Regions from separate parts of the Homo sapiens genome. Here region 1 is linked to region 2. A link is an interaction called in ENCODE POLR2A ChIA-PET data of the cell type or tissue named here. Cell type or tissue: OCI-LY7. All regions are shown on one strand. Links, peaks and the distances in the headings refer to the core of each region. The heading gives the core; the rest is flanking DNA. Region 1 holds the start of LOC124903557 (a long non-coding RNA gene). Region 2 overlaps SLCO3A1 (solute carrier organic anion transporter family member 3A1).

What was found. ChIA-PET counts read pairs that join two places held together with the same protein. Peaks named below come from ENCODE experiments on the same cell type or tissue, not always from the same donor. Only the 100,000 strongest peaks of a DNase experiment are listed, where the experiment ranks them.
Region 1: POLR2A ChIA-PET joins it to region 2 with 7 read pairs; 3 of 35 experiments call an interaction of 5 or more read pairs at or near these places.

The regions. Positions count from the first base shown.
Region 1 is chr15:91,959,076-91,968,028 of GRCh38, forward strand. The region is part of intron 2 of SLCO3A1 (solute carrier organic anion transporter family member 3A1); the gene reads left to right. LOC124903557 (a long non-coding RNA gene) reads left to right here and starts at 4,853. Exons shown (of 2, transcript XR_007064764.1): 1 at 4,853-7,739; 2 at 8,422-8,569. In OCI-LY7, for the core only: no CTCF peak of the experiment used is centred there; no DNase peak of the experiment used is centred there.
Region 2 is chr15:91,908,285-91,917,237 of GRCh38, forward strand. It overlaps SLCO3A1 (solute carrier organic anion transporter family member 3A1), which reads left to right. Exons shown (of 10, transcript NM_013272.4): 2 at 7,709-8,174. Among named protein-coding and RNA genes, the nearest start is that of SLCO3A1, 59 kb to the left of the region's middle. In OCI-LY7, for the core only: no CTCF peak of the experiment used is centred there; DNase peaks (open chromatin) are centred at 4,247, 6,907 and 7,537; H3K4me3 peaks cover 2,473 bases; H3K27ac peaks cover 5,557 bases.

The DNA of each region.
Region 1 (8,953 bases), core at 394-8,393, 51 kb after region 2:
ATACTACTCAACCATAAAAAGGAACGAAATAATGTATTTTGCAGCAACTTGGATGGAGCTGGAGGCTGTTATTCTAAGGGAAGTAGCTCAGGAGTGGAAAACCAAATACCATACGTTCTCACTTATGAGTGGGAGGGAGCTAAGCTATGAGGACACAAAGGCATATAGAGAGATATAATGGACTCTGGGGACTTGGGGGTTGGGGAGGTTGGAAGGCGGGTGAGGGATAAAAGACAACATATTGGTACAGTGAACACTGCTCGGGTGATGGGTGCACCAAAATCTCAGAACTGACCACTAAAGAACTCGTTCATGTAATGAAAAACCACTGGTACTCCAAAAACGATTGAAATTTTAAAAAAGAAAATTATAGGCTGGGCACGGTGGCTCACACCTGTAATCCCAGCACTTTGGGAAGCTGAGGCGGGCAGATCGCCTGAGGTCGGGAATTTGAGACAAGCCTGGCCAGCATGGTGAAACCCCATCTCTCCTAAAAATACAAAAAAATTCGCTGGGTGTGGTGGTGGGCACCTGTAATCCCAGGAAGCTGAGGCAGGAGAATCGCTTGAACCTGGGAGGAGGAGGTTGCAGTGAGCTGAGATCACGCCACTGCACTCCAGCCTGGGCAACAGAGTGAGACTCCATCTCAAAAAAAAAAAAAAAAAAAAGAAAAGTATAAAAAATATACACAGTTCAGTTGTTTAGTGTATTCATAGAGTTGTGCAACCATTAGCACAATTCAATTTTAAAACATTTTCATCACCCCTAAAATGGAACCTCTTACTCACTAGCAATCACTTTCATTATGCCCTCCCTAGCAGGTGCTGCCAAACACTAATTTACTTTCTGTGTCTATTTGATTTGCCCATTCTTAACATTTCACGTAAACAGAATCATACAATATGTGGCCTTTTTTTGTTTGTTTTGAGATGGAGTCTCACTCTGTCATCCAGGCTGGAATGCAGTGGCACAATCTCGGCTCACTGCAACCTCCGCCTCCTGGGTTCAAAAGATTCTCCTGCCTTAGCCTCCCGAGTAGCTGGGACTATAGGCGCGTGCCACCATGCTCGGCTAACTTTTTGTATTGTTAGTAGAGACGGAGTTTCACGATGTTAGCCAGGATGCTCTCGATCTCCTGACCTCGTGATCTGCCCACCTCGGCCTCCCAGAGTGCTGAGATTACAGGCGTGAGCCACCACGCCCGGCCTTATGTGGCCTTTTATGACTGCCTTCTTTCACCACCATGATGTTTGTAAGGTCCATCCATGTTGTAATGGGTATGGAGACACCACATTTTGTTCATTCAACCATTGATGGACATTTGGGTTGTTACCACTTTTTCACTGTGAAGAATAATTCTGCTCTGAAGGTTTGTATACACATTTGGTGTGGACGAGGCAACCTCTTATTGGATACATCCAAGCCAGTTCCGGGATGCCTTCTCTCTGTGGTGTCCCAGATCGTCCTGTAGCTCCTAAACTCGTTCCTTTCAAATTAAGAACATATTTTGAGAGAGCTATTTTACTTATCTCAGCAGACATTCTTTTGATACAGGAGTAATTTATTCTTTTCTCACTATTTCATATGACTAGCTGGTTATTCACTTGATTTTGCCACCTGCAGTACCCCTTCTTTGCTCATCCTACAGGTTGTCTCTTATCCAAAATGCTTGGGATGAGAAGTGTTTCAGATTTTGGATTTTTTCAGAATTTTGAATATTTGCATTATATATAGTCACTTACAAGTTGAGCACCCCAAATCCAAAAATCCAAAATCTGAAATGTTCCAATGAGCATTTCCTTTGAGTGTCATGTCAGCACTCAAAAGGATTTGTATTTTGGAGCATTTTGGATATCAGATTTTTGGATTAGAAATGCTCCACCTGTAGCCTGATGTTCCGGATGCCTCTGTCAGACCATAGTCTGCTCAACCATGAGGCTTTATTTTACTCCGCTCTCAGGACGTTACTCTCTCCCTTGAGTGGCCCTTTTCTGAATGAAATTTGCCATTCTGCTCCGAGAGGACCCTTGACTTTAAGCATACTTGTCTGAAACGTGATTTTTGAATACTTAGTTTATCTCATTCTAGTCAATTTATCTCCTAATTGCATTATCTATTATCCCAGTAGAATTATGAAGCATTTGTAGAAGATTCATTAATTTTTGGCTGCCTGCTGGCAAGGATTTGATAACAAAGGCATAGTCAGGACTGCCTTGGCAAGTACTTGTGTTTGAACTTTTGAGGCTTTCTCTTCCCATTTTCCCAAAGGAAGGCTTGATTTTCCTGATTTTGCCTGAAGGGCATAGGCAATAGTGGCGTGTTGTCTTGAAGGAGAGGGAAGAATGGTGGGGCAGAAGAACAGCTCTCTGGTTCTACTCTGAGGAAAGGAAAACAGGGCATATGTCAGGCAATGAGGTTGATTAAAAACATCTCAGTCCAAGGTGTGTGGGATTCCAGAGATGAGTCATATCTCACACTCATAGGCACTTTTCAGTGTATTTTCCCCTACAGTGTATTGCAAATCCTACCTCAGGGCCTTTGCACTTGCTCTCTGGCTTCATTCAGGCCCCTGCTTGTGGGTCTTCCCATCAGAGAGGCCTTCCCTGAATACCCTTCCCCTACTCATCTGCCACCTTTACTCTTAGTCGCCTTACTTGGCTTTGTTTTTCTTCACATATTGCCATCTAGCATAAAATACATTTATTTACTTATTGTCATTCCTCACCAGAATGCCAGCTCTATGAGAGCGACCCATTCACTGTTACATGTTTAAAGCTTGAGATGGTTCTCAGAACATGGAAGGGACCCAGCACATGTGTACTGAATGAATGAATGCATTTGATTTTATGAAAACCCTGGGACAGAGGTATTATAATTCCCATCATGTGGGAGGAAACCTGGACTCAGAAGACTGGGGAGAATTATTCAAGGTCACAAAGTAGTCGCTGCTGAGTCAGAAGTTGAGCTCAGCTCTTCTGGTCCTGATGCAGCCATCTCAGGCTCGCAGGGCCCAAGAACAAACTCTGGCGGTCATACAGACAGGCTCAGAAGATGCCGCAGACTGCAGCGGGAGGTAGCATATGAGGCAGTGACTAGAGTGGACATTTTAAGAATTACAGAGCGGCCGTGCACAGTGGCTCACACCTGTAATCCCAGCACTTTGGGAGGCCGAGGCAGATGGATCACCTGAGGTCGGGAGTTCGAGACCAACCTGACCAACATGGAGAAACCCTGTCTTTACTAAAAATACAAAATTAGCCAGGCATGGTGGCACATGCCTGTGATCCCAGCTACTCTGGAGGCTGAGGCAGGAAAATCACTTGAACCCAGGAGACAGAGGTTGCGGTGAACTGAGATCGCGCCATTGCACTCCAGCCTGGGCAACAAGAGCGAAACTCCGTCTCAAAAAAAAAAAAAAAAAAAAAAGAGCAAGGATTTCCTGTGGCCTGAGAAAGAAAACAGGAAACAACTGAAAGCTGGCCAAACAGCAATGGGAGAGACTTGGTGCTGAGGAGGGAAGTGGAGCCGGGGAAGGAGGAGAGAATGAGAGGTGGAAATGGCTGTGGAAGGTCCTAAGCCCAACGGAGAGCCCAGCAGTGATGTTTAGGAGCCTCTTGGTGATCTCAGGCTGTCCAGTGCACCCCATCCCCAGCAGCACACCAGATGCTTTGTTCCTGGACCAAACTGAGGGTCCTCGGGCTGCTTACTTTCACAACCCAATAACGAGATGCAGATGAGCTGGGAAAGGAGAGAGTTTATTTCTGGAGCCGGGTACAGGGAGAAGGCCTGGAAAACATCGCCAGACCAACTCAAAATTACAAAGTTTTCCAGAGCTTATATACTTTCTAAGCTGTATGTCTGTGTGTAAGTGTGCATTCATCTGAAGACATAAGTGATTAACTTCTTCCAATCTGTAACTAAGATCTGATTCCTGAAGACCTTCCTCTGGAGCCTCAGTAAATTTACTTAATCTAAATGGGTCCGGGTGCTGGGGGTGATTACCCTTGTCTCCTGCTAAATCATGGAGGTTTGGGGAGTTCCTTCAGACCCCCAATACACCTGTTTAATCCTAAATAGGTCCTGTTAAGAATTCCTTTGTTATCTTGTCGTGCTTCGAGGCCCGGGAAAGTCCTAGGCAAGATGCTTGGTGGGCTTTTGTTGCATTCCAGCCTTTGTATATGGGCACTGGCTCTTTCAGCTTTCAGCTTTTAATATTTAACTTCACCAGTCAGTCAGTGCTGAGACAGTTATTATGGAGGCTACCCTGTTCAGCTGTTAGGGAGACCAGGCCTGCCACAGTTTCTCTCTCGTGAGGGTTTAACTCGGGGAGGGTGGGGGGGGGGGGCGGCAGCAGCCTGGGGCTGATTAACTCCTGAATGTTGTGCTAATGAGAAAGTGGTGTGGGTAGTGAGAACCAATGCCCCAAATAACATTTCATCTGATTGGATCACACCGTGGGATTTTATTGCAGTAGATATTAATTGTATTCTGTCCAGAACTGGTTCCTTCTGGTGGGTTCTTGGTTTTGCTGACTTCAAGAATGAAGCCGTGGACCTTCGCGGTGAGTGTTACAGTTCTTAAAGATGATGCGTCTGGAGTTGTTCCTTCCGAGGTTCAGATGTGTCAGGAGTTTCTTCCTTTTGGTGGGTTCGTGGTCTCGCTGACTTCAGGAGTCATGCCACAGACCTTCGCAGTGAGTATTACAGATCATAAAGGTAGTGCAGAACCAGACTGAGCAGCAGCAAGATTTATTGTGAAGAGCGAAAGAACAAAGCTTCCACGGCGTGGAAGGGGACCCAAGCAGGTTGCCGCTGCTATTTCGGGTGGCCAGCTTTTATTCCCTTATTTGGCCCCGCCCACATCCTGCTGATTGGTCCATTTTACAGAGTGCTGATTGGTCCATTTTACAAAGTGCTGATTGGTGTGTTCACCATCTTTTAACTAGACCCAGAGCACTGATTGGTGCATTTACAGTCCTTTAGCTAGACACAAAAGTTCTCCAAGTCCCCACCTGACCCAGAAGCTCAGCTGGCTTCACCTCTCAGTATGGGTGGGGAACCTACTTGTTTTCAGTTTATGAAAGTAGGTTTTCAGGAAAAGCAAACCTGTGGTAGAAACTTGTTGGAAATGTAATGGAACCTGGAATGTTCCATTAATCACAAGACTTCTGTGTGATTGCTCAGAGCTCTAAAAGTAGATACAACGGCCTTGTCATCTGTAATTTTTTTTTGTTTTTGGTCATTTTTAGGTGAAATATTTGATAGTGCTTTATACTTTCTACCCTTTTTAGGGCATGGTAAATGTATTTGTTCGACTGACAGCTACTGCAAGAAGCAAACCCTCACATGCATCATTGCTTTTTTTTTTTATGCTCAGGTGACTCCAGAACAGGTTTTACTAATATGTGGGCAGCTCTGTGTAGTAGCTCTTGCCATGTTAGTGTTGCTATATTTAGTTCCTCCTATTCAAGGTTGCTATGCTTGTCGGCATCAAGCAGGAGGAGAAAAGACCCTGGTGGAAGGGGCATGGGAAGTCTTGTGGACCAGGCCGGAAGTGGCACCTCATTGGCCACAGCTCCGTCCCATCTCTGGTAGAGAAAGAGAGTTGAGCAGTGTGTTGGGAAGAAGCAGAAGCAAGCTGGGTACTAACATCCTTTAAAATTAGATAGTTTTTTTTTTTTTAATGTACTTCGAGTATGTTCTAGAAAGCTATTTCCTTGGATACCTCCCTTTTGCGATGAAGAAGTGGCAGCTCACAGAATTGAGTGACTTGCTCAGGGTCACAGAGCGTCAGGTGACAGTGTGTGGTCTGGAATCCAGGCCTTATCCATTACCTTGTCCCGTACTTTGTCTTTCCACGAGTTTTTGAGTGTGGCCAGCAGTCCTACCTCTAGACTTTTCTGCGTGTGCCATGCCAGCTTTTGGGAGGATTACAGTCATCACCACCATCTGAAGAGGTACTGGGGACCTCAGCTCCCCCATGACAGCAAACATACCCAGGGAGAGGGGGCTGTGGGGATACTCAGTGGATGATTAGGGTTTTTAGAATCTGTTGGGAAGGGGAAGAGGTATACATTAAAATTGAGTGCCCTAGAGAACAGGAGAATTGGAGAGAAGACACATGATTAAAGAGAAACGCATATGCAGACCCCTCTCCCACCACCAGCATCCCAGTGCTTGGGAAACCCAAAGCCAAGCCCTGGCTCCTCAGGGATCCCCAAAGGAAACATTTATCCCCCTGGATGTTTGGATGTCCCGTAATGATTTAGAGGCCTGAGATCCTGCTCAAATCCCTGGATTCTATGTGGTATTGAAGAAGGACTTTTAAAACTAGACCTGACAGGTCCAAATAAATATCCTCCATTGTGAGGAACAATCTCATTTGGGCCTCTGAGGCTCTCTAAAAATATCCTTCATTGACTGTTCACTTTAGAATCCAGGATTGAGACTCCCACCCCACCCCCTAACTTCCCTTCCCTTTTGTTTTTCTATGTTGCCTGCTCATCCTTCCTCCTCTCACCAGCCTGGCCTTGCCTAGGGAGTGGGAGTTGGCAGGGCTTGCCTACCAGGAGGGTTTTGTTGAGAGGCACCAAGTCCAAAGGAATCTTTTGTCTACAGGTGCACTTGAATTGTGGGCAGCCAGCAGGGTGTGTGTGTGTGTGTGTGTGTGTGTGTGTGTGGAGGGAAATTCGTAGGAGTGAGTGTGGGTGTGCACACCTGCTCTAAATTGCTTCTACTGCCAGAATGTACTCCTGGAGGGATCAGGAAGGAGTAAGCCCTTAGTCGATTGAGCCAGTCCAGCCCTGAGGACATTGATTCCAGCTCCTTGCTTTCATTGAAGGGAGGAGAGAAACTCAAATAGGAGCCCTCAAGGAGATTGTGTGAAGCTTTCTGAATTCGGTGTCATTTTCATGCAATTTTGTTAAGAACTGGTGTATTTCATCCCCTCCTGGTTCATTCCGTGAGTCATCCAGAAGGCATCAGAGCCTCGTCATTTTGGCAGCCGCAGGGCATTTGTGCCCAGCGAATTATGGGCAGCTCTGATCTGAAGTAACAAGGTTGAGTCGAGATAGGTTGAGAAATGACCCAGACAGAAACAGGGGCCTCGGCTGGCAGCCCCAGCCACACCATAACTGCACCCGTAGCTCAGATGAGGTCAGGACATTTTTGCTTTGTGACAGATTTGGGACGCAGAGAAAAGAGTTCAGGCTTTGTACTGACCGAGGCCAGCACTGACACCAGTGCAGACAAAGAGGTTTGTAGCCAGGGGAGTGGAGGGACGGACAGCTCAGATTTTAGCTGACGATGATTCTCATGGCCTGTGTACAAGTTCCCACTAATGTATCATCAGTACCAGCATCTCTGAGGAAGATGTTTTTCCCACTGTGCACAATGCAACATCACTGTCCCCAGGGTACATGGGACAGAAAAATCCCTGTTAGAACTGGGCACAAAACTGCGCTTCTGAACATTTCAGGATATGATCCTTTCAGGATACTGTGTCTAGCACCCAAATTTTGAGGACTCAAGTTTTCATTAAAGCAACAGGCAGTGATGATGATGTGCTTTCCAAATGCAAATTGTAGGAACATTTAATTAAATGGGACCCTTAGGAGCAGTAACCATTCTCAGATCCCAGTTAACCTGGTGTATTAGAATGTCTCAGCAGTGGAAGGAATTCATGCCTGGGCTTTGGTGATGCTTCTCAAACAGAGCATCTGGCACTGTTCGTGGAAAAAGGTGATTTCAACTTGAAGCAGAAAGATAAGGTGGCGCTTTGTAGAATGTAAAAAAGTCTAACCCTAGCTTCTGCAGAGAGCTGGGCTGCTGCACCAATTATGTTGTGTGGCATTTTACTTCCAAAGGGCAGCTTTGGTCATGGAGGAGAAGACAAAAGCGTGGTGCAGTTTTTTGGGGATTTTTTTTTTTGACAGCAAGAGAGATGAGATACAATTTGTATTTTTGAACTCTGCTTTCAGATAACTTTATAAAGGGCTTTAAAACTGTCTTTGTAAATGATCCAGAAGAGTTAGGCTCTAAAGAAGTTTTGAAATACCTCATTCTATTTGTGCTGCTTTTTATCCTTTCTAAAAAAACAAAAAGATTATTAGATGGTAGGAAACTATGTCTAAATAAACCCAGTGAGTTGTTACATTTTTATTCATTTAAAATATTAAAATGACAATAAGAGAGGTTTTTAGTTATCAGAGCATGTTGCAGAGGTATAAGAGGAAGCAGAGAGTACTGTTTTCTAGATTAACTGCTCTACACAGAAATGAACAGCAGTATAGATTAACCCATAAGAGTCCAAATAACTCCCCCTGCTTGAAGCTTTATATGGTGATCTGTGGTAGAATGTCCCTCCTCTGGTTATGCTTTTCTTTGGCTAATAGTATCATTTGTCTCCCCACCTCTCCTGTAGGACTGAGGTGCCGTTGTGGGGACATAACGCAGAAGCGTTGCCACAGGATAAAGACAGCACTCGACATATAATAAAAATCAATATGGATAAGACACCTATTACACAGATAATCCCATATGAAATAAATTAAACCCGTTTTACAGATGGATTAATTGTTTTGTCCTTGTTCTGTTGACTTCCAGACCTTGTTATCTCTCCTGTTTTCCTGGATCATATTGTCTCTCAAATATCAATAGCACAGTTTTTGGCTGTGTTGTTTTCAAACAGCCTACTTTTGGGGAACCACGAGGACGTAGTGGCAGGACTAAAGGTCAAGGTCACTTCAGTGTTCTCCCAAATCCCGCTGGCATAGGCTCTTTCCTTGTCTGCTTTGTCTGCAGGATTCAGCACCAAGAGCTCTCAAGAGCAAATCCACAGGCAGCTAAATCAAGAAGGTGGCTCTCTTCCCTCCTCTTTGCTCCCCTCTTCCTGCAGAGATGCAAGATGGCTTTGAAATGTCCCTATCTTCCTTCCCTTCTGATTGCCTTACTTG
Region 2 (8,953 bases), core at 519-8,518:
ATATGATTCTTACTCTGCTTTTTAAAGAAAAATGGTTTTAAAATGGCCCCCATTTATATGTGAACATGATCCAAGCTAAATCATTCCACCAGAAATAAAACCTCATTGACTAAATGTCTCTTTTCCCTAGTCAGCACATGAGGTGGGTGTTCTCTTTGCCACCATAGCCATGACAAGAGGCTGATCCTGTGTCGTCTTCTGTTACTTGGTTCTGCAGATCTAGGATCCTGGAATTCACAAGTGAATGCATTTTGTGTGCCATTTCCCTAGAACTGTAAATGACTCACCCCAAGGAGCTGCTGTCTAGATGAGAAACAAAACCTCACACTATTGCTGCTGCTGCTTCATCATGGGGAAATGACTTCTGGGCTTAGGTGATTAAGTCTCTTTCTACCACTTTACTACAGGAAGACATGTCCTTGGCACATCAGACAGAACACTGAAGTTATCTTGCAAATTACTTTAATGGAATTAAAAAAAAAAAAAAAAAACTTGGCCGGGCACGGTGGCTCACGCCTGTAATCCCAGCACTTTGGGAGGCCGAGGTGGGCGGATCACCAGAGGTTAGGAGTTCAAGACCAGCCTGGCCAACATGGTGAAACCCCATCTCTACTAAAAATACAAAAATTAGCTGGGCGTGGTGGCGGGTGCCTGTAATCCCAGCTACTCAGGAGGCTGAGGCAGGAGAATTGCTTGAATCTGGGAGACAGAGGTTGCAGTGAGCCGAGGTCGCGCCATTGCACTCCAGCCTGCGCAACAGAGCGCGACTCTGTCTCAAACAAAACAAAACAAAACAAACAAACAAAGAAACCCAAAAAGCTTGCATTAAAATTGTGCCTGGAATGACTTTTCTGTTACAGCAACAGGAGTGCTTCATATACTTACCAATGGCCAGTGTTTGTATTGCCAGGCACGGGAATAGTGTGATTTCCCATGCTGAATTTATAGAGATCAGGGGTTTGGCATTCTACATGTGGCCTATGGACCAAATGTGGCCTGCTGCCTGTTTTTGTAAATAAAGTTTTATTGAAACACAGCCATTTCCATTTGTTCATATATTGTCCATGCATGCTGCTTTTGTGTTATGGTGGTAGAGTTGAGTAGCTGCTATGATGACCATATGGCCTAAATATCTACTGACTGGCTTTTTACAGAGAAAGTATGCCAGACCCTGTTCAGGAACCCCTGTTGGGAAAACCACAGGTTTTTGCAGGACCACAGCGAGATTGACATCTCCTGCACTGTTTTTAGCATCTGCTCCCTGACATGGGCCCTGCTGCTGAGTGTGCAGTTTGAGGGTATAGGTTCCCCGAAGCTCCCCAGGAAGAGCCTGCTCAGTTCTGTCACATCTGCCACTACTCAGCAGAAGGACTTTAAAATGCAGGCTCTCCACACTGCACTCCCGGGCTCCTCCCAGCCTCATAGAGCATCCTGCTCTCACCCTTCACAAGCGCTCCAGACTGAGCCAGGTGAGACTCTCGCAGGGACCTTTCGGCTCCACCTTGTTTGTTCCATGCCTCCAATCAGCTGCTGCCTCTGTTGAGCTGGATCTCTAAGGTGGCTCTGCCACAGGGGCCTTTCCTTGCTGTTACACCAGCATTAGCCTGCTGAAGCCTCCTCTCTCCCCAGCACTGTGGAAACAGCTGCCCCGGCCGTCTCTCCTCCCTGATACCTGCACAGCAGTGCCAGGTTAATACTGCAGAAGAGCGGCTCCTGCTCAAGAACCTCCCTTCGCTCCCCATTGACCTCTAAATCAAAGCCTCAGTCTGGCCTTCAAGGTTGTTTTTATCTCAGACGACTACTCACAGTTCTCTGAAGCCACTCCATATTCCTGCCTTTCCCCAGGGGTGGTCTAAACTCTCCCTCTGCCAGCCTCCTTGACGCCACTGATCTTTGCTCTTGGAATGTTGTGGCAGCCTCTCCCCTCCCACAGCTATTAAAATCTAATTGATCTTTGTTGCATCCCAGGTATATATTCCTCCACACACAGCCAAATGAATGTTGTTGCTCCCTCAAACCCTCTGCCACTCTGTTACCCTGTTGCAGGCTGTACCATTGTTAGATTGTTTCTTTCTGCTGTCCCCAGACTGTAAACTCCTACAAGGCAGCATGCTCTCTTAATCATGGTTATGTTTCTTGCATCTATCACAGAGCAGGCACTTGGCTGTGTGGGACTGAATTTGAAGTGAAGTCACAGAGCATGCACACCAGTGATGTGGCTAGCTTTTTAGTGTGCACCTACTGTGGGCCAGCTGCTCTGATGTATGACTTCATTAATGTCCGCAGAAGCAAGTATTGTTCTCTCCACCACACAGGTGTGGAAACAGGCTCAGGAAGATTGACTTGACCAAATGCTGTCAAAGCCAGATGGGAACTCGAGGCTCTCCTGCTCCAGACTTACACTGATAGGACCAGGCTGCTCTGGTGTAAACATCCATGCATGCACAACCTCTCTGCCACCTGATACACATGCACACGCCTCTACCTGCATGCATGTTAGAGTCACCCAGGGAACTCTGAAAATACAGATGCCCAGTCTTGCAGGTGGGAGGACACGCACAGGTGTTTTTCAAAAGCTCAGGTGATGCCAGTTCAGGCCAAGGCCCCGCCACCCAGACCAGAGTGAGAAGATGGACACACCTCTGGGAGAGCCCCTGAGTTGCTGCTGCCTGCCCCTAAGAATAAGTGTTTTTTTGTTAAGTGAATGCCTGATAACCTTGCCCCTGGTTGGCACCTTTTGAAGGTGAGGATGGGCTCATGAATACTTGGCCGTGGCCTCTGAATGTGTCCTGTCCTATGGCAACATAGACTGAAGCTCTCCCTTTTGGGCTAAGTGCTGATAGTTTCAGTTGGCCTTAGTGTGACTTCAGCACTTTCCAGAAGGTGAGGCTCCCAGAAATGCATCCCAACATTTCCCACATGAGGAGACAGTGTCTCTATGAACTGGAAATGAGGAGGCGATAATTTCAATTTGTAGATAACTTAAACTCTTTCATCTTTTGAATGGGGGAAGGCTAGTTGAGAAGAGGAAGCTGAGTAAAGCAGAGGTACTCAAAGTGGGGTCCTCTGATGAGCAGCATCAGTGTCACCAGGTAGCTTGTTAGAAACGCATAGTCTAGACCCCACCCCAGACCTGCAAAATCAAAGACTCTGGGCTTGGGGTTCAGCAGTCTCACACTCTCTGGGGGTAATTTTACTGCCAATGAAGGTTGAGAACCTTGGTTCTAGAATGATGGTGAGTATGTGCCTGGTGCCTGAATGGTCAGTGGTCCTCATCTCCAGCTGGGTATCAGACGCATATCTATATCTATCTATATATATACGTATCTATATCTATATAGATATTTAGATTTTTTTTTTGAGACGGAGTCTTGCTTTGTCACCAAGGCTGGAGTGCAGTGGCGCAGTCTTGGCTCACTGCAACCTCTGCCTCCCGGGTTCAAGCAGTTCTCCTGCCTCAGCCTCCAGAGGAGCTGGGACTACAGGCATGTGCCACCACGTCCAGCTAATTTTTGTATTTTTAGTAGAGATGGGGTTTCACCATGTTGGCCAGGATAGTCTCGATCTCTTGACCTTGTGATCCGCCTGCCTCAGCCTCCCAAAGTGCTGGGATTACAGTCGTGAGCCACTGCGCCCGGCCGGGACATCTATATTTTTAACAATTGCCCCAGGACATTCTGAAATGCAAGCTGATTTTTTTTTTTTGAATAATCATTGTAGAAGCCTGATACATACTGCATACTTTACATAATAACTTCATATACACTTGGTTCAGGATAAGGACGCTTCCTCTTTCCTTTTCCTCTTGCAGTTATGGCTCCTTCTTCTCTAATTATCAAGACCTTCTCCATTAGTCCTGTTACCCATTAAGTAAAGGCAGTCATTCCCTTCCACATGCTCTTCCTCAGGCTGGGTTGTTCACTGCCACATAAAGGCTACAAGTGGGTTTTATGGCCTCATGCATACTTAGTCTGTCTTCTCAAAATTGTGTTTTAAATGAGTGAAAACATTAGCCTCTGATCTAATTGATCCACAAAGCATCATTTCAGAATCTTTGCATGACTTCCCAGACTGGCATTGCAGCCCAGCAGAAGGCCACAGGTCAAGGAGGGAAAGACCGTACTACTTCCTGTCACCCCTGTGCGTTGCTCTGCAAAGAGCAGGTGGGAGCCAGGACAAGAGCTGCAGGCACGGGCGTTATCTGTCTCTAAAAGAACTGATTATTTTTTGTTTTGCCCACAGCTGTCTCTGTCCCAATCACCCTTATCTGTCATCAATGTGCACACCTGCATGATATTTTATGACACAGCACACCTGCTGAAATGGAGCAGTTGTCATGTTTCAGATTTGTTGTCTTGTGTGTATGTCATGAGGCATCATGGCAAAAATGAGATACAGCTTCTGTTCTCTCCCTTCCCCCTACTTTGTTACCCTCCAGCCTCATGGTGGGTCCTAAAGCTGAAGACCTACCAGACTGCTTCAGCCACCTCTCCGGGGGTGACTTTCTAGGGGACCCCACCCAGACATGTTCTTTTCCACTTCTGCATCCAGTCCCCTTTGGACCTCTCAAGACTCACACAAAGGCCTGGGCGAGGCTCCCCAAAGCCCCCTACCTCCCAGGTCTTTAGGCTGCCTTCCTTTTTGTTGCCACATTGCATCACCTATTATAAACCTCTGGTAAATCATTTATTCCATCATGTATGTATGTTTGTTTGTGTTGCGAAGGAAAGTAGTAAATAAATGAATTTGTTTTTACTTGCCCAGACCCTTCAGACAGAACTTCTTTGGCAGTATTTAAAAGCCATTTGAATGATGCCAGGACTAGCTAAACTTCGTTTCTGAACAGCGGCAAACACCTGGTGTTTTAAAAGTAACAGTCTAATCACATAACTAGGGCTGAGTGATCTGCAAGCTGGCCTTGACTTGTCTAGAAAGCACAATAGAAATAGGAGTTGGGATCAGAATGCCAGAGATAGAGGGTGTCACAGATGTCATAACCCTGCTCTGCAGAGCTTGCCGAAGGCCAGGGCTGAAAGAGAGACCCCCAATAATGGGTGTCATGGCCTTAGCCCCGCGCTGCTCACTGCCATTAGAATCACCTGGGAGCTTTGAAAGCGTCCTAGGGCCCCCAGGCCACTCCCCAGACCAGTTCAGTCAGAACCTCCCAGGTGGGACCAGGCCTCTCAAATTTTTAGTGCTCCCCGAGTGCCTCCAATCTGCAGGTAGGATTGAGAACCACTAGGCTCAAGGAGTTTGTTTAAATATGTGGGTTTGAAAATGAGGCTAAGAGGAATCACCTGGCTATAGCATTTTTTTGGTTTGTTTTTTTAGTAACGGGAAATTGAATAGAAGCATGCTAATTAGCACAGGCGTATGTTTATATGTGCATAGATACACGTATCTGGACACTGCAGAGGTTGTAGATGCATGGACGTTTACAACAGTGTCCATATTTGTAGATTTGGAGGAAGGTTAGATCCATATGACTCTCCTTTTTGACCTTTCCTTAGTAGACACACCCGGTTGGTCAGCAGATCCAGCTCATTCTCCCTGAAATAGAACTCTGCCCTAAAATGCTTCTTACATCTTTTCCTGTTCATTTCCATTGCCAGTGTGTTGACGTGGCCTTTTCTTCTCCCCTCTCTCAATATGGCCCAGCTGTCTTCACTGCTGGCCTTCTTCCACCCTCCATTCACCACACCTGGTGTGACCCCTACACTATTAAACCTTTGCTGTTCTCCGGTGTTCACAGATAAATGATAATGATAATGGTTATAGCTGACCCTTCCCTAGCATTTACATGTATGTGTTGTTGACTCTTGACACCAGCTCTATGAGGTAGCACTCTTATCCCCCTTTTACAGATGGGGAAACTAACGCGCAAAGTAACTTGGTCAAGGTCAGCCAGAGTCAGGATGGACCCAGGTGGTCTGGCCCTAGAGCCTCTGTTTTGCTGCCTCTCTCCATGCACTCCTGCCATGTAGGAAGGGAGAGGCTGCTCTGTGCTAACAGACTTTTCATCCATTATTTTTAATCTTCACATCCCTCCTGCTGATTAGATATTATGATTCCTGTTTTGTAGAATCCAGGCTGGGAGAGTTTGAGTAACATGACTGAGGACACAGAGCTAAGGAAATAATAACAGGGGTTCAAACCAGGTTTTCTTCCCTCCATGATCTGTATTGTGTCTACCTAATTGCTCGGGATTGTCTAAATTCACCCCTGTGGCATTTGTGGCTCCTTACAATTTGTCCTCACCCCACCTTTCCAACTATTTTCTTCCTTTTTTTTTTTTTTTTTTTGGAAGCAAGGTCTCGCTCTGTTGCCCAAACTGGAGTGCAGTGGTGTGATCTCAGCTCACTGCAACCGCCGCCTCCAGGGTTCAAGCAATTCTCCTGCCTCAGCCTTCCCTGAGTAGCTGGGATTATAGGTATGCACCACCACGCCTCGCTAAATTGTGTATTTTTAGTAGAGAAGGGGTTTTGCCATGTTGGCCAGGCTGGTCTCGAACTCCTGGCCTCAAGTGACCTGCCCACCTCGGCCTCCCAAAGTGTTGGGATTACAGGTGTGAGCCACTGCTCCCGGCCCCAGCTATTTTCTCTTCCATGATGAAATCATGCCACCTATCTTTGGCTCATGCTGTTCCTTTTGCCTGAAATGTTCTTCCCTACTCAGCGAGGACATCATTCAGCTGTCAGATCTCCCATGACAAGGACTCTTGTCTTGCTCACAGCACCCTGCGTGGAATTTGCACACAGCAGCAGAGGGTAGCCATCTCATTTTCTTACCACTTTAAGAAGCCCTGTAAGAATGCATCTCCTCATGGCCCCCTTGGTGTGAGGTCTGCATCACACATCTCACCTCCAGTCCCTTTGTGTTATTCTTAGGTACATGTTTACCTTCTTGCTAGATGGCTTCTTCAGGCCAGATGTCCTCTCTCCATCACTTTTCTCTTGTGTCTAGGGCATTGCCTGGCAAGCAGCAGATGTTCGGTATATGTTTAACAAACATAGGGCAGACAAGAATACAAAAAAACGGGGGAAATCATAATATTCAGTTGGAGGGTACTTGGCAGGGTCATAGTGCTTAGAACAGTCAGGGGTGTATTTACCTGATGGCCTCTGGGGAAATGTACACTGGAAATTTCCAGACGGAAGCAAAGAGCAAATGATTACCCCGCTGGGCTGATTTAGCTTGTGCATTTTGCCACTTGGGTTTTGTTAAGTTTGTTTTTATTTTGAGGTGGGGGATAGGCTTTGCTAACCTCCTGCGGAAAATCTCCTGGCTCCTCTGTCTTCCTGGCATGGACTTTATCCCTAGTATATATTTGGGAGTGTGTGCAAACCGCGCACTTCAGGACTTTTATAGGTTTTCATGGGCTGTCTGTGGTGGAGGTCTGTGGGGGTGGGGAATGCAGTGTTTCCGGAAGAGGGTAGAAGCTTTCAGGATGGAAACAGGTGCCAGAAAAAACATTGTTGCTACTGGGAAAGTGAATTCGTTAACTGAATTAGGGTTATGATACTAAATAAACGTCTTTCTGATTCGTCAGGTTAAAAGGCATTTACACAGCTGCCTTTTTGCACCTGGCACCGGAGGCCAGGTGGGAGGGTCCCGGGGGGGATGGGCAGAGCGCACTGTCAGGCGGGAAGGAGAGGCTTCCTGGGCATCTTCTTGGATTGGCTCTGACCTTTCTTCTTGCCCCCCTCAGGTGAGCGTCCTGACCACCCTGGAGCGTAGGTTCAACCTGCAGAGCGCTGACGTGGGTGTGATCGCTAGCAGCTTCGAGATCGGGAACCTGGCGCTCATCCTCTTCGTGAGCTACTTCGGGGCACGCGGGCACCGGCCGCGCCTGATCGGCTGCGGCGGCATCGTCATGGCGCTGGGCGCGCTGCTGTCGGCGCTGCCCGAGTTCCTGACCCACCAGTACAAGTACGAGGCGGGCGAGATCCGCTGGGGCGCCGAGGGCCGCGACGTCTGCGCAGCCAACGGCTCGGGCGGCGACGAGGGGCCCGACCCCGACCTCATCTGCCGCAACCGGACGGCTACCAACATGATGTACTTGCTGCTCATTGGGGCCCAGGTGCTCCTGGGCATCGGTGCTACCCCTGTGCAGCCCCTGGGCGTCTCCTACATCGACGACCACGTGCGGAGGAAGGACTCCTCGCTCTATATAGGTAGGAGCTGCCCCAGCCGTATTAGCAAGAGACCAGGGTGTGTTGACCATGGATAAAAGGTGGCCTGGTGGACTTTGATTTTGCCAGAGTACTGGTTCTCAGACTTGGCTGCACACCTAGTGTTCTTGAAAAATACTCATGCCTGGGGGTGCAACCTGGGCATTGAGACGTTTTTAAAAGTTCCCAGGTGATTCTTGTGAGCGGCCGAATTTGAGCTCCACGGGGCTAGACCACTAACACCGCTTCAGTGGGAAAACATGATCGGGAGGAGTTGTATGTTTATCTCTTCTTTTTGAGTGCGTATGTGGACTTTGGGCTTTCTGATATTAGCCACCAAGGTATACTTGGGGTCTACACATTGGAAACTCCAGCTTTGAAGAATCAGAATGATGTCCTGGTCATTGTCCTGTTGCAGCTCAAAAGGAGAGGTGATGGCTTTGCCAGCATTTGGCATCATTCGAAGTTGGTGACTTCCGGTAATTTTTTCAATAATGGAAGTATGCATGGGAATTGGGTATGTAGAGAGAAATAAGGTATTTGTGTTTTGAAAAGTTATTTTTCACGGTCAGAGTTTCTGATGTTTTATACTGGAAGGATGGAAACCACTTGTGCGTGGGGGTTAAGAATCATCTGAGTGGCAAGTTGTTTATTACGTGGCGGGCAGTGTTTTCAGTGGCTGCGGTGGGCTCTGTTGGATGGCAGCGTGCAAGGTGAGGGCTGGCCAGCCCCGCATCTCTATCCCTTGTTTACAAAGTATAATTCTGTCTCCTGCCAGCTGC